Regions from separate parts of the Homo sapiens genome. Here regions 1 and 2 are each linked to region 3. Evidence: chromatin contacts called from ENCODE Hi-C or POLR2A ChIA-PET data. All regions are on one chromosome and are shown on one strand. The core of a region is the stretch at or near the end of the contact, and the rest is flanking DNA. Distances in the headings are between cores, read along the strand shown. Region 1 holds the start of HSPA4 (heat shock protein family A (Hsp70) member 4). Region 2 holds the start of GDF9 (growth differentiation factor 9). Region 3 holds the start of ETF1 (eukaryotic translation termination factor 1).

Region 1 (3,515 bases), core at 198-2,697, 5.5 Mb after region 3:
GGAGAATCACCTGAGCCAGGAGCCAGGGAGGTCGAGGCTGCAGTGAACCAAGATCGCACCACTGCACTCCAGCCTGGGCAGCCAGAGTGAGACCCTGTCTGTCTCAAAAAAGAAAAAAAAAAAAAAAAAAAGAAGAGAGACCCTGAATGGCAAATAATACAGAACTTCTTACAAGATTTTGTCTAAGAACACGACAACGGATTAAAATGTATCTACAAGTATTCAAAAGGCAGACACTGTAACCAGTGAAAGACCTGAGTGACCCACCATTTTTTAGAACTGTGTCTATGCTGGTCCCAAAACTTACTATGGGTTCTAGAAGTCAAGGCGGGCCCTTGAGCCACTAACAATTGTGGCCAACACACTGGTTAGAATGCATTATCGTTAAAGTGCAACCCTATTGAGGGGTTAACGCGCACAAAACAGAGAGTGACCCAATATAGCACAATATCCCGAAATAATGTGGAAAACAAAAGCGATTGCAAAGTTATCATAAGAGCACCGATTTTATTAAATTCCTATCCGTGCCAACCCAATCTCAAGACCCCGAGTCCATCCGGAACCCGTGCCTGAGGCTGCTCCAGCTCGCTCTCTTCCGGGCGCTGCCCCGCCCCCACTCACGTGGGACGCTGACCGCTCCACGGTCTCGCGGCTGGCAAGCCCCAGAACCCGTTCGATTCAACTATTATTAAGCGCCTGCTGTGTGCAAAGTTCTGAGCTTTCTGTTGGACTCAAAAGACTCAGTACGACCTGGGCCTGGTCTCTGCCCTCAAGAAAAGGACCGCGATCCGTTTACATCCTAGGCCTGCAGTCCTTCCAGTTCCTACCCGTGCCCTCCGCTGGTCCGAGTACCGGCCAGAAGCCTTTCTTCGGCCGACGGGCCACCGGGGAAAAGGCCCTCGCGCTTAGCACACACCCACGCTCATAGTGGGCCGCGGCCCCTAGTGTCCTAATACCTACTGGGGGTCCCTGACCTACCGGGACCTCGGCTCGGAACGGAGGCGACTCCTCGGCCCGCGTTCCCCAAGCAGCGAGGGTCCCAGACTGGAACAAGCATTATCTCCTAACCCCAGTGCACGCGGCAGGCCCGGCCCACACTTACGGCGTGCAGCGGTCGCTATACTCATTAGCGATAGTCTCGATGCCGCCGGCGCGGGCCACAGCGACGTAGCAGCTCTGGAAGCCCAGGTCTATGCCCACCACCGACATGGCGCCGGCTACTGCTCGGGCTCGGGCCCGGGTCCGGCCACCGAGACAGGACACGGACCCCCGGCGGGGCTAGCGAGTGGAAAGCAGGCCTCTTGGGCCGAGGCTACTGAGGGGCTTGCGGTGTCCACGCGAGCGCCTAAGTCCTTCCAGTGGGTACTGCAACCGAGAGCGCTGCTCAGGCCGGCTCCGGCTCAGTGGCCGCAGAGGAGGCGCCGGTAGCGGGGGCGGAGAAGATCTCGAAAGATCTCGTTGCGACGAGAGCGGAGCCGCAGCACCAGAGCTACGAAAGAACGGGATGTTCTCGCGATATCCCGGCTCAGGCGCTTTTCCCCTTGAGGCCCCGCCCCCAGTACGTCTGAATACGTCACGTCCTGGCTCGAGAACCTGGGAAAGGACTGGGTGGCTGAAAGATGGCTGGAAAGCGCATTTAGCCAACCGAGCCTGCGCATGGAACCTGCGGCGCTGCACAGCTGCATAGAGATGTGGAGCACCTCCCTTTACCGTAGAAAGTAGGCGAGCCAGCTCGAGGCACTATACTGAGGAAGCGCTGCGGCCTACTTCCGCCGTTTTTCTTAACATCAAAGAAACTTCCGGTAGTGGGGTGTCTTGCATTCCACCGTGTCGGTGCCCCAGAATGAGACGCAAGCTGATCTGCAGATCCCGCAGGGTGCCTTCTGCTCTTTTCGGGGCAGGTTGGCCGGTAGGGGAGAAGGCCGCCATTGGAACGCGGCCTTTATGTCGGGTTCTCTCAAGAGTCTAAGATCGCACCCTCACCAGCGGAGGGAAGGAGCCCACTCCCAGCCACACCGCTTTGTTTTCTTTCGCTTAGCCTTGTTGCGCCGTTCTCTAAGCCACTCATGTCCTTAGATCAGATTGAGGGGCCCGCAGGATTTAAGCCTTTAATCCACAGCACATTCCAAGCACCTACCCGGTGGTAGGCCCTAACAAGGAACACAGGCAAGTGACACGCTGCCTGGCCTGAAAGGTCCGCTCAGACCTTTACATGAAGTTAATAAATGTTAAGCTTCAGGGCCCCTCGCTTGTATGGCCTCCTGGGAGAATAGATAGTTGCTGAGTTGTGGAGAGGGGAAGCCAGCTTGAGATTAGGAAGCAAATCTATGTAAGCATTTCTAATAAATTACCCAGAGAGATCTAAGGAGAATCTGAATCTCCAAGTCTCTAGTAATGTGTTGTGATTTGTCGTTTTAATTATTTGTTTTGTGTATTTGTAGGGCCCCCCAATGGTATATAAGTTTCACCTCTGCAAAACCTGGATCATCCCCATCATGAGGGTGGCTAAACAAGTAAAGGTGACCCCAGTACAGAATGGCGAGTGCTATATGCACAGAATGGTGGAGACTAGGACAACTTCCCAGAAAAGGAAAAGGCTGTGTTCAAGTTTGGAAAACTAGCAATAGAGACCATAGTTTAAGGACTAAAAAGAAATTCTCCGTTGCTGGAGGGTACATCATGAGTTGAAGGTCTCAAGGCTAGAGTACCTGCCCTTCAGCCATTTTAAAAGTGAATGAGCAAAGAAGAAATTACATTGCCCTGGTATGCCCTTCCCTTTAAATACCTGCATTTCCTGCCACCTCCGGAGGTACTTCACTCTATAGGAGCAACCCCAAACCCGGGTTGATTACCATTAAAACTTGCAAATGGCCACACTGTTCTCACATTTTGCCTAACTAAAACCTGTTAATTCTTCAAAGACAAGTACCAGGTGCTACCTGTAAAAGGGTACTGGGAATAAAAAGAGTAGAGGCAGCCAGGAACAGCCTTTGGAAAAACGAGAGCAGGGACATATTTGTACATTGTATACCCATGTTCATAGTAGTTTATTCACGGTAGCTAAAAGGAGGAAACAATCCACATGTCCATTGACAGATGAATGAGTTTTCTAAATTTAGTGTATACGCGTAACAGTACATTATACAGCTTTGAAAAGACAAAGGAATGAAAGTCTGATAAATGCTACAGCATGAATGAACCTTGAAAATACGCTAAGTGGAAAGCCAAACAAATCAAAATTAATTTTTTTTAATTTTTAATTTTATATTCAAAATTTAATATGATTCCACTTGTATCAGGCACCTACAATAAACTACATAAAGACAGAAAAGCGGTTTCACAAGTAGAGTGAAATGGAGAGTTAAGGGATACAGAGTTTCAGTTTGGGAAGATGAGAAAGTTCTGGAGATAGATGCTGGTGGTAGTTGCATAACAATGTGCATGATCAGTGACAGATTTGTACATTTAAAAATGATGAAAATGGTAAATTTTATGTATATTTCACCACAATTTTT
Region 2 (3,732 bases), core at 756-3,255, 5.7 Mb after region 3:
TTGGACACCCCTGCAATAGAGCATAGTTTTAAGAGCATCACTTTAGTGCAAGACTCCACCATTCACTGCTGTATAATTTCTGGCAAATTACTTAATCTCTCTGTGCCCATTTCCTCATCTGCCAAATGAGGATACGTTAAAGGTGCTTGTGAGGTTTAACAGTTCATTTGTGTAGCTAAGAAGAGTATTTGAGGCCCAGAGCACCATGGCTTACGCCTGTAATCCCAGCACTTTGGGAGGCTGAGGCGCACAGATCATCTGAGGTCAGGAGTTCCAGACCAGCCTGGCCAACATGGTGAAACCTGTCTCTACTAAAAATACAAAAAATTAGCCAGGTGTGGTGTCCTGCACCTGTAATCCCAGCTACTCGGAGGCTGAGACAGGAGAATCGTTTGAACCCAGGAGGCACAGATGGCAGTGAGCCGAGATCACACCACTGCACTCCAGCCTGGGTGAGAGAGCAAGACTCCATCTCAAAAAATAAAAAATAAAAGCGTCCCTGACACATACTAATTACAATATAGTTAGTAGACTTTATTGTTGCTATGGGAGCAGAGGGCCAAGAACCAGCACTCGCCATAGCCCATGTCACCCACAAATGGTTAGATGCAGGAGTACCTGCAGCTACTTTCTTGTAGATAATGGAACAAAGGGGGAGCCCTGCTCTTTCACCAAAACCCGAGACCAGGCAAAACTTCAAGACTCATGCTGAGGAGGGGCGCTTCATGAACTTGAATATTAGTGGTCACACAGGATTCTACTCACAAAAATGTAATATCACAACAGTGCAGACCATAGGAAGTTTATTGTGTCTTTGAGACACTACAATGCAGACTCCTCTTCCAGAGAAAGGTCTTTCAGAGACAGGGAACCGTCATCCGGATGCGTTGCTCATTTGTCATTTTCATAGGCAGCTGGATTCTTCCTCTTGGATCTCTCGAACTCTTCAGTCCCCCATGTGTAGATAAGATAAAACACTACAAACTCTTTAAAAATTAAGAGAGTAAACAGAGAGCACACATATAAGACATATAGAAGAAAAAAAAAGGTCTCAGTCCTCTTGTCTTCTTTAAAGCATACACTTCAGTAGTTCTTAGCATATCCAAGGCCATGCAACTATCATCACTATCTGCTGCACGTTTAACACAAAGCATTTCACCACTGGTAAGAACTAAATAAAGGTGACCTCAGAGGAACATGCTGGAATCACCCGAGTGACCTTGGGCCAGTCATTTCAGTTCTGTAGCTCAGTTTTCCCCGTGTAAGATGGGGAGGATAATATGACCAGCTTAAGGGCGGTCAGGAATATTCAATGAGAAAGGTGTGTACGGCAAGTTACAGAGCGCCTGCCCGGCCGCCAGCGCTCAGAGGGGAGGCGCAGTGACTGCTGCTGCTGCTGGGGTCCAGCCTCCCGCTCCCGCGGGCCCAAGGCACTCACGCGGCACCACGCGAAAGAAAGACTCCCGAATGCGGCGCAGAACATTGGGGATTCCTTTAGTGAAGACGTGCGGATAGGCGCGCTGCTCGAACGGTGACAAGCTGTAGCTGATCACATGCCGCATCCGCGTCAGATTCCCAAACTCGCGGCCCATTGTGGCGGCGGCCCTGCAGGACCGAGGGTGGACAGGCGCTTGGCTCGCTTTCGCGAAGCGCCGCAGTCCCCGCGGGGGTCCATCCCCAACCCCAGACTCCTGCCCCTGCACTCCTTATCCTTTCCCAGCCCAGCGGGGCGCCCCTAGCCTCCCAGGGTCCACGAACACTGCACAACCAGACCCCACTCACGCACAGGGCTCAGCTCGCCCTCCACAGTCACCGATCCGGTTGACTCGTTCGTCATTTCCGGCAAGGTTGGAAGCCGCTCTTGGAGGTCGTGAGGTAACTTCCGGGAGATACCATTTTCCTACTGTCTCTAAGGGATGACGCCTTTGTCCCAGAAAGAAGTGGGCTGACTGGGTGACCCGTAGGTGGGAGGTGCCTTGGAGGCCCTGCCCGGGCCGGTGGGGTGGAGCCTAGCGGAGGACGTCGGGGATTGAACTGACTTTGGGGGACAGTGGACAGGCGGAGGCGCTCACACTTCTCCTCAGCCCTCGGCTTTTCTGTGGAATCCCAGTCAGGAAGCGGCCGAATGCGGGAGGCGGGGGAGGGAACAAAAAGGTGACGAGGAAGGGGCCTGCCGACCTCCGGGGCAGCGCTGGCCAGGAGCTTGGGGCCTGCGAGTCTTCCCAGCTGTAGACAGAGCGCCTCTGAGCCCCGAGGCCGGGCCGCCCCACAGCAGAGGAGCACGAGGTTTCATTTGGCCTTGGCCAGTAGCTCAAAGGGGGCTTCGTTATTTTCAGGCCATGAGCGACCCCAGCACCAAAATCAGGGACACACATCGAAGGCTTCTCTTGGACTCTGTTTTAGAGTCCCCTGGCAGGCTGTTAACGTTCCCAAGAGATAATACAAACGTTTCGTCAGTTTCAGCCACAAAAATAATCAAATAATCGTCAATTGATGAATGCTGAGGCCGCCTCGACAGCAGCCAGCGTCCTCCCCAGATGGTTTGCGTGGGGTGGGGGGAATCACGATGCCCCAGTTCTTTCTTCTCCCCACGTGAGAAGCAAGGAAAGTCGGGTGAGAGGCCTTATTATGTTTTCCCTGAAGTGCATTCTGCTTGACGATGCTGTTGTCAATGTACAGCTCGCCCTGAGGTGTCTTGTCAGTGTTTTGTTAATGGAATTGCTGGCCATATTTTATCTAGGACTAAGCTCTCATTCAACAGTTGGCTGTGTTTTATAACACTACTTACGGACCACGGAGGCTCGGCAGGCAGTCAACTTGTATTTTGCAGACATACCTTAGTTTTCTCATGTAGGTACTGCACAAACTGGCTTCGTATCTTGCACTATGAGTGTAGGCTGACTCTTCCAGCATAGTCTCCTTCGGGGTGGCGCTGAATATCCCCTCATTTCAGCTTTTCATGGTGCTCCTTTGCCTCATTTTTTTAAACCATAATGTCTAGCCTGGTCTCAGCTCCAAGGCAAGAACAGAAATACAGGTAAGGACAGAAATATTGTGGCAAATTCTACCACCATTTGGATGAATAATAATAAAACGTTCATTTATTTTATAGCATCTGCAAACATCCCAAAACCTTTCAACCAAAATATGTATAGATGAGTGTGCAGACCAAAGTAAGGACATCAGTATGTTACATTTAAAAATAAGTCAAGGTTAAAGGCGGTGTCCTCTTTTAAGAACATCGCAAATACAATTCCAGTACTCCAAGTACGTATTCTGTACCCAGCCACCTGGGAGGACTGAGAGACCTAATGGTTTTCTGCTTTCTGGAACTTCTATGCCAATTGTGACTTTCTCACCCAAATTTGTAAATTCGCAAATTAACATGCAGCGAATAATTACAATTGTAAACACCTGGAAGTGGAAAAGGCCGTGAGGATAAATTGAGAGGAAGAGTAAACCTAATACCATAAGTTGCATACCAGCAGATCTGAGTATCGTCATGAATAATTGGTTAGCTTTTCCACATGCCTTAGAAGTTTCAGCAAGCACCTAGCGAACATCTTAATCCAAATTTCTCAAAAAATGAGAGATTTTATTTAAGATCATTCCTCAATTTATCTTAGACTTTCAGCTACATAGTTAGTCCGGTAGTGTAACAGTAACGGGTTTTACGTAAATGCCAGGGGAAAAGAGAGGAAAGCTAAATAACCAAGTAAATCTGTATCTAAT
Region 3 (3,326 bases), core at 592-3,091:
GTCTCATAAGCAATCTCAAACTTAACAGGCCCAAGATGAAATTCTCAATCATCCCCCAACACCTACTCCTCACCTTTCCCACCTCAGTAAATGTCACCACTTCAGTACTCTGGGAACCATTCTTGGTTTTCCTCAACCAATCCATCATCCAGTCCTATTCACTTTTTTTTTTTCCTCGAGACAAGGTCTCGCTCTGTCACCCAGGCTGGAGTGTAGTGGTGTGATCTCAGCTCACTGCAGCCTCGAATTCCTCGGCTCAAGGGTTTCTCCCACCTCAGCCTCCCAAGCAGCTGGGACTACAGGCGCGGGCCACCACACCAGGCTAATATTTTGTAATTTTGTAGAGACGGAATCTTGCCATGTTGCCCAGGCTGCTCGCAAACTCCTGGGCTCAAGCGATCCTCCCCTTTGGCCTCCCAAAGTGCTGGGATTACAGCCGTGGGCCACTGCACCAGGCCCTTCATTCACTTCTATCTGCACTGTCACCACCCTAATGTAAGCGAAAATCATCTCTCACATGATAATGAAGCAGCCAAAATGGTCTCTGGGCTTCTCCTGTACTCTCTCCAGTCCACACCAGGGCTCTAAACCCTTTAAACTACCCACTGTTCTTGAAAGAAACCAAACTTCTGAATCTGGCTTAAAAGACCCTACATGACCTCTTCCCCTGCTGCTCCCTCAAACCACTCTCCCCGTCCCTGACCTTGTGCCAGCACACTGGCGTTTCTGTAGTTCTCAACTGTATTCTGTTTCCTCCTGACAAACTCTTAATCATCCTTTGGGTCTCATTTCAGAGCTGGGTCCCCGCCATACACTCTCAGAGCACCCTGAAGTACTTAAGCATTTGTGTAATTATTTTATTACAAAAAGTATAAAATCACAAACTTAAAAACCCAATCGACTATAAGCTCCATAAGGGTAAGTACTGTCATCTGTTTGGTTCACCTCTGTATCCCCAGGAAAACAGGGTCCAGCACACGGTCTGGGCTCAATATTTGAACCCAGACGAGGTGAGGGGGGACAAAGTAGCCACCTAAAAATCCTAACTCAAAAAGATAAAGTTCTAACCGTATGTGGATGCCCATTTTGTTTCAACTCTCTCCACCCCCATTCTCAACGGCTCAGGCCAAATCATACATGGGACCAGATACCTCAGGTCTCCAAGCTCAGGCAGCCCCCGCTGTCTTCCACCCCATAAAGTTCTAAGTCCAAAGTGAGCCCGTCCTAGCTCTGGGGCGAGAGAAAACAGGCCTCTTTCGCCCCTGCAGGTGAGGGTCCCGGACCGCCCGGAGGCAGGTTCCTCATCCAGACCTACTGGCCAGGACTCCTCCACACTATTCCGTGCAGCCATGACGCACGCAGACCGCAGCACTTCGTCAGCGAAGAAGCCGCTGAGCGCGAGGCGCTTCTTCGCGGCTTCTCAAGCACCGTTCAAACCGCGCGTCGGGCCCAAGTGCCTAGCTTCGAGTCGCAAAGCCTCAGATGTCCACCCTATTCAAGGAGAATGGACTGAAAAGACGACGACCCCGGTCCTCTCTCTTTAAGAACCACCCCCATTCGAGCCTGACGGGGGCTCTCAGTAAACTCGCGAGAGCCACCGGCTTCCGCCCGCTTCCTCCTCTCGCCTTGCCGGGCCGGAAGAAAGGTGGCACCTCCCACCCCCCAGCCTTACCTCACAAGGCGGCGCGGACCCAGCTGCAGCCAATCGGCGGGCTCATTGTAGGCTGCGGGGCAGAGAGCCAATGAGAAGTCGCGGCGGACGCCCAGCTTCTCCTCACTCGCACCGGCCCCCTCCCTTCCGCCTGCCGCCTTCCACTCCGCCCCTGGCGGAGGAAGTGATGTCACAGGCCCCATGTGAGCGGATTGCAACACATGCAGCTGCCTGGAGAGAGGGAGCCGGTGTCCTACGTCAGAGCCGCCGCCGCCGCGGAGCCGCCGCCGGGGAGGAGCAGCCGCTGCCGCCCAGGACTGGGCCCTTAGGTAAGGCACAGGGAGGGAAAGGCCGGTGACCTTTGTGGCGAGCTGCACCGGACGGGAGGAGAGGGCCTCTGGGGGATGGCGAGGAAGGGGGCCGCTCTGCCCCAGCGGCGGCGCTAACTCTGTGGTCTTGGTGTCTCCGGGCCCCGCCGGGCCGCTCTAGGGAGGAGGAGGCGAGAAGATGGCGGACGACCCCAGTGCTGCCGACAGGAACGTGGAGATCTGGAAGATCAAGAAGCTCATTAAGAGCTTGGAGGCGGCCCGCGGGTGAGCGCCGCGTCCGGCACCCTCCGTGCCCTCTTGGTTCCCGGACCCCTCAGGATGGACGCCCCCGCGCCGCATGGCCGGATGAGGAGAACCAGGCACTAGCCAACTCCCGCCTTCTGGATCTCTGGGTAGTAGCCCCTGACCCAGGGGCGAGGGTCGGCGCGGTTGGCCCGAGAAGGGGTCCTTTCCCCGCATGGGGGTAAGGGGCCCGCGCTCCCCGGTTTAGATCACTCGGCCCCCCTCGTGGTAGGCCACCGCTACTTTTGCACCTCTCCCGGGCCCTTAAGTCCAGGTCCTCCCTCTTCGGGCTCCAGGTGCTGCCACCCGACTCGGGTGCTATTGTGGCAAAGTGTTCGGCCTTCCTTTCCCAGGGCCCTTCCCTGATTTCCTCTTCTCCCTTCATTTCTCAGCCAGGCCTCATTAAAATGGCCTCTCCCTTCTGGGCTTCTGAGACCCGGGTGGGTGAAGTTTGGATGGGACGGGAAGCAGAGGTGGCCAGGGACAGCTTCTTTCTGATTCCTGATTTCTCTGGGTCTTCCACCTGTCCCAAGATGACTTCTCCCAAGTCCTCTAATTACCCCGGAGCTTCCTGGTTTTAGCTGTTCCAGGACCCACCTATAAACTGAAAATGCCAACGTACGCGCGATGTGAGGGGTGCTGGGTAGGTTTTGGTTAATGAATCTGCATGTGTATGTCCAGGAGAAATACGGGTTAGGGGGCCGTTTGATAGGAATCATAACTACAGAGTCCCTGCTGGCATTTCTCTGAAACTTGTGGGGATATCGCTGTAGAGAGGCGCCTGATGTGCTTGATGCTTGTTGAGTGAGATTCATAATTGAATTAAATGGGCTTTGAGTCTTGTACATTTTGATAAGAAACTGTAGGTGTGTCCATTGGGGGGAGAGTAGGCTAGATTAAAATTAGCTGTGTGTGTGTGTTTTCTTTTTTTTTTAACGTTGTTCGTTTGAGGAAGGTGTGCCAGGGGTATTCCTGTTTCTTTTATTACTTTATTTTGTTCCTTTCCCAGTCATAGAAACTTTTTACTTACAGGAAGTGCCCCCCCCCCCAAAAAAAAGTGTTTG

The links. Hi-C counts contacts between places; a loop is a spot of excess contacts on that map. ChIA-PET counts read pairs that join two places held with the same protein, here RNA polymerase II (POLR2A). Pooled maps may share reads with other maps.
Region 1: a loop to region 3 is called in a map of CD8-positive, alpha-beta T cell, with 7 times the contacts of the local background. The contact joins the promoter of HSPA4 here to the promoter of ETF1 in region 3. A Hi-C loop is called at or near these places in 2 of 168 maps with a recorded cell type or tissue (CD8-positive, alpha-beta T cell and naive thymus-derived CD4-positive, alpha-beta T cell) and 7 of 50 pooled maps.
Region 2: a pooled map shows a loop between it and region 3 (12-fold over the local background). The contact joins the promoter of GDF9 here to the promoter of ETF1 in region 3. A Hi-C loop is called at or near these places in 5 of 50 pooled maps. POLR2A ChIA-PET finds 5 or more read pairs at or near these places in 2 of 52 experiments (OCI-LY7 and activated CD4-positive, alpha-beta T cell).

The regions. Positions count from the first base shown.
Region 1 is chr5:133,049,945-133,053,459 of GRCh38, reverse strand. HSPA4 (heat shock protein family A (Hsp70) member 4) reads right to left here and starts at 1,447. Exons shown (of 19, transcript NM_002154.4): 1 at 1,103-1,447. The coding sequence starts at 1,209. RefSeq lists enhancers at 1-233, 1,472-1,651, 1,842-1,891, 1,962-2,011, 1,198-2,160.
Region 2 is chr5:132,864,742-132,868,473 of GRCh38, reverse strand. It overlaps GDF9 (growth differentiation factor 9), which reads left to right and starts at 2,005. Exons shown (of 2, transcript NM_005260.7): 1 at 2,005-3,732. UQCRQ (ubiquinol-cytochrome c reductase complex III subunit VII) reads right to left here and starts at 1,832. Exons shown (of 3, transcript NM_014402.5): 1 at 1,787-1,832; 2 at 1,439-1,605; 3 at 1-986. The coding sequence starts at 1,592. The coding sequence ends at 892. RefSeq lists enhancers at 1,494-1,994, 1,995-2,495, 1,354-2,553.
Region 3 is chr5:138,541,751-138,545,076 of GRCh38, reverse strand. It overlaps ETF1 (eukaryotic translation termination factor 1), which reads left to right and starts at 1,841. Exons shown (of 11, transcript NM_004730.4): 1 at 1,841-1,980; 2 at 2,141-2,244. The coding sequence starts at 2,159. RefSeq lists enhancers at 610-1,399, 1,281-1,680, 1,400-2,189, 1,131-2,330 and a silencer at 1,971-2,020.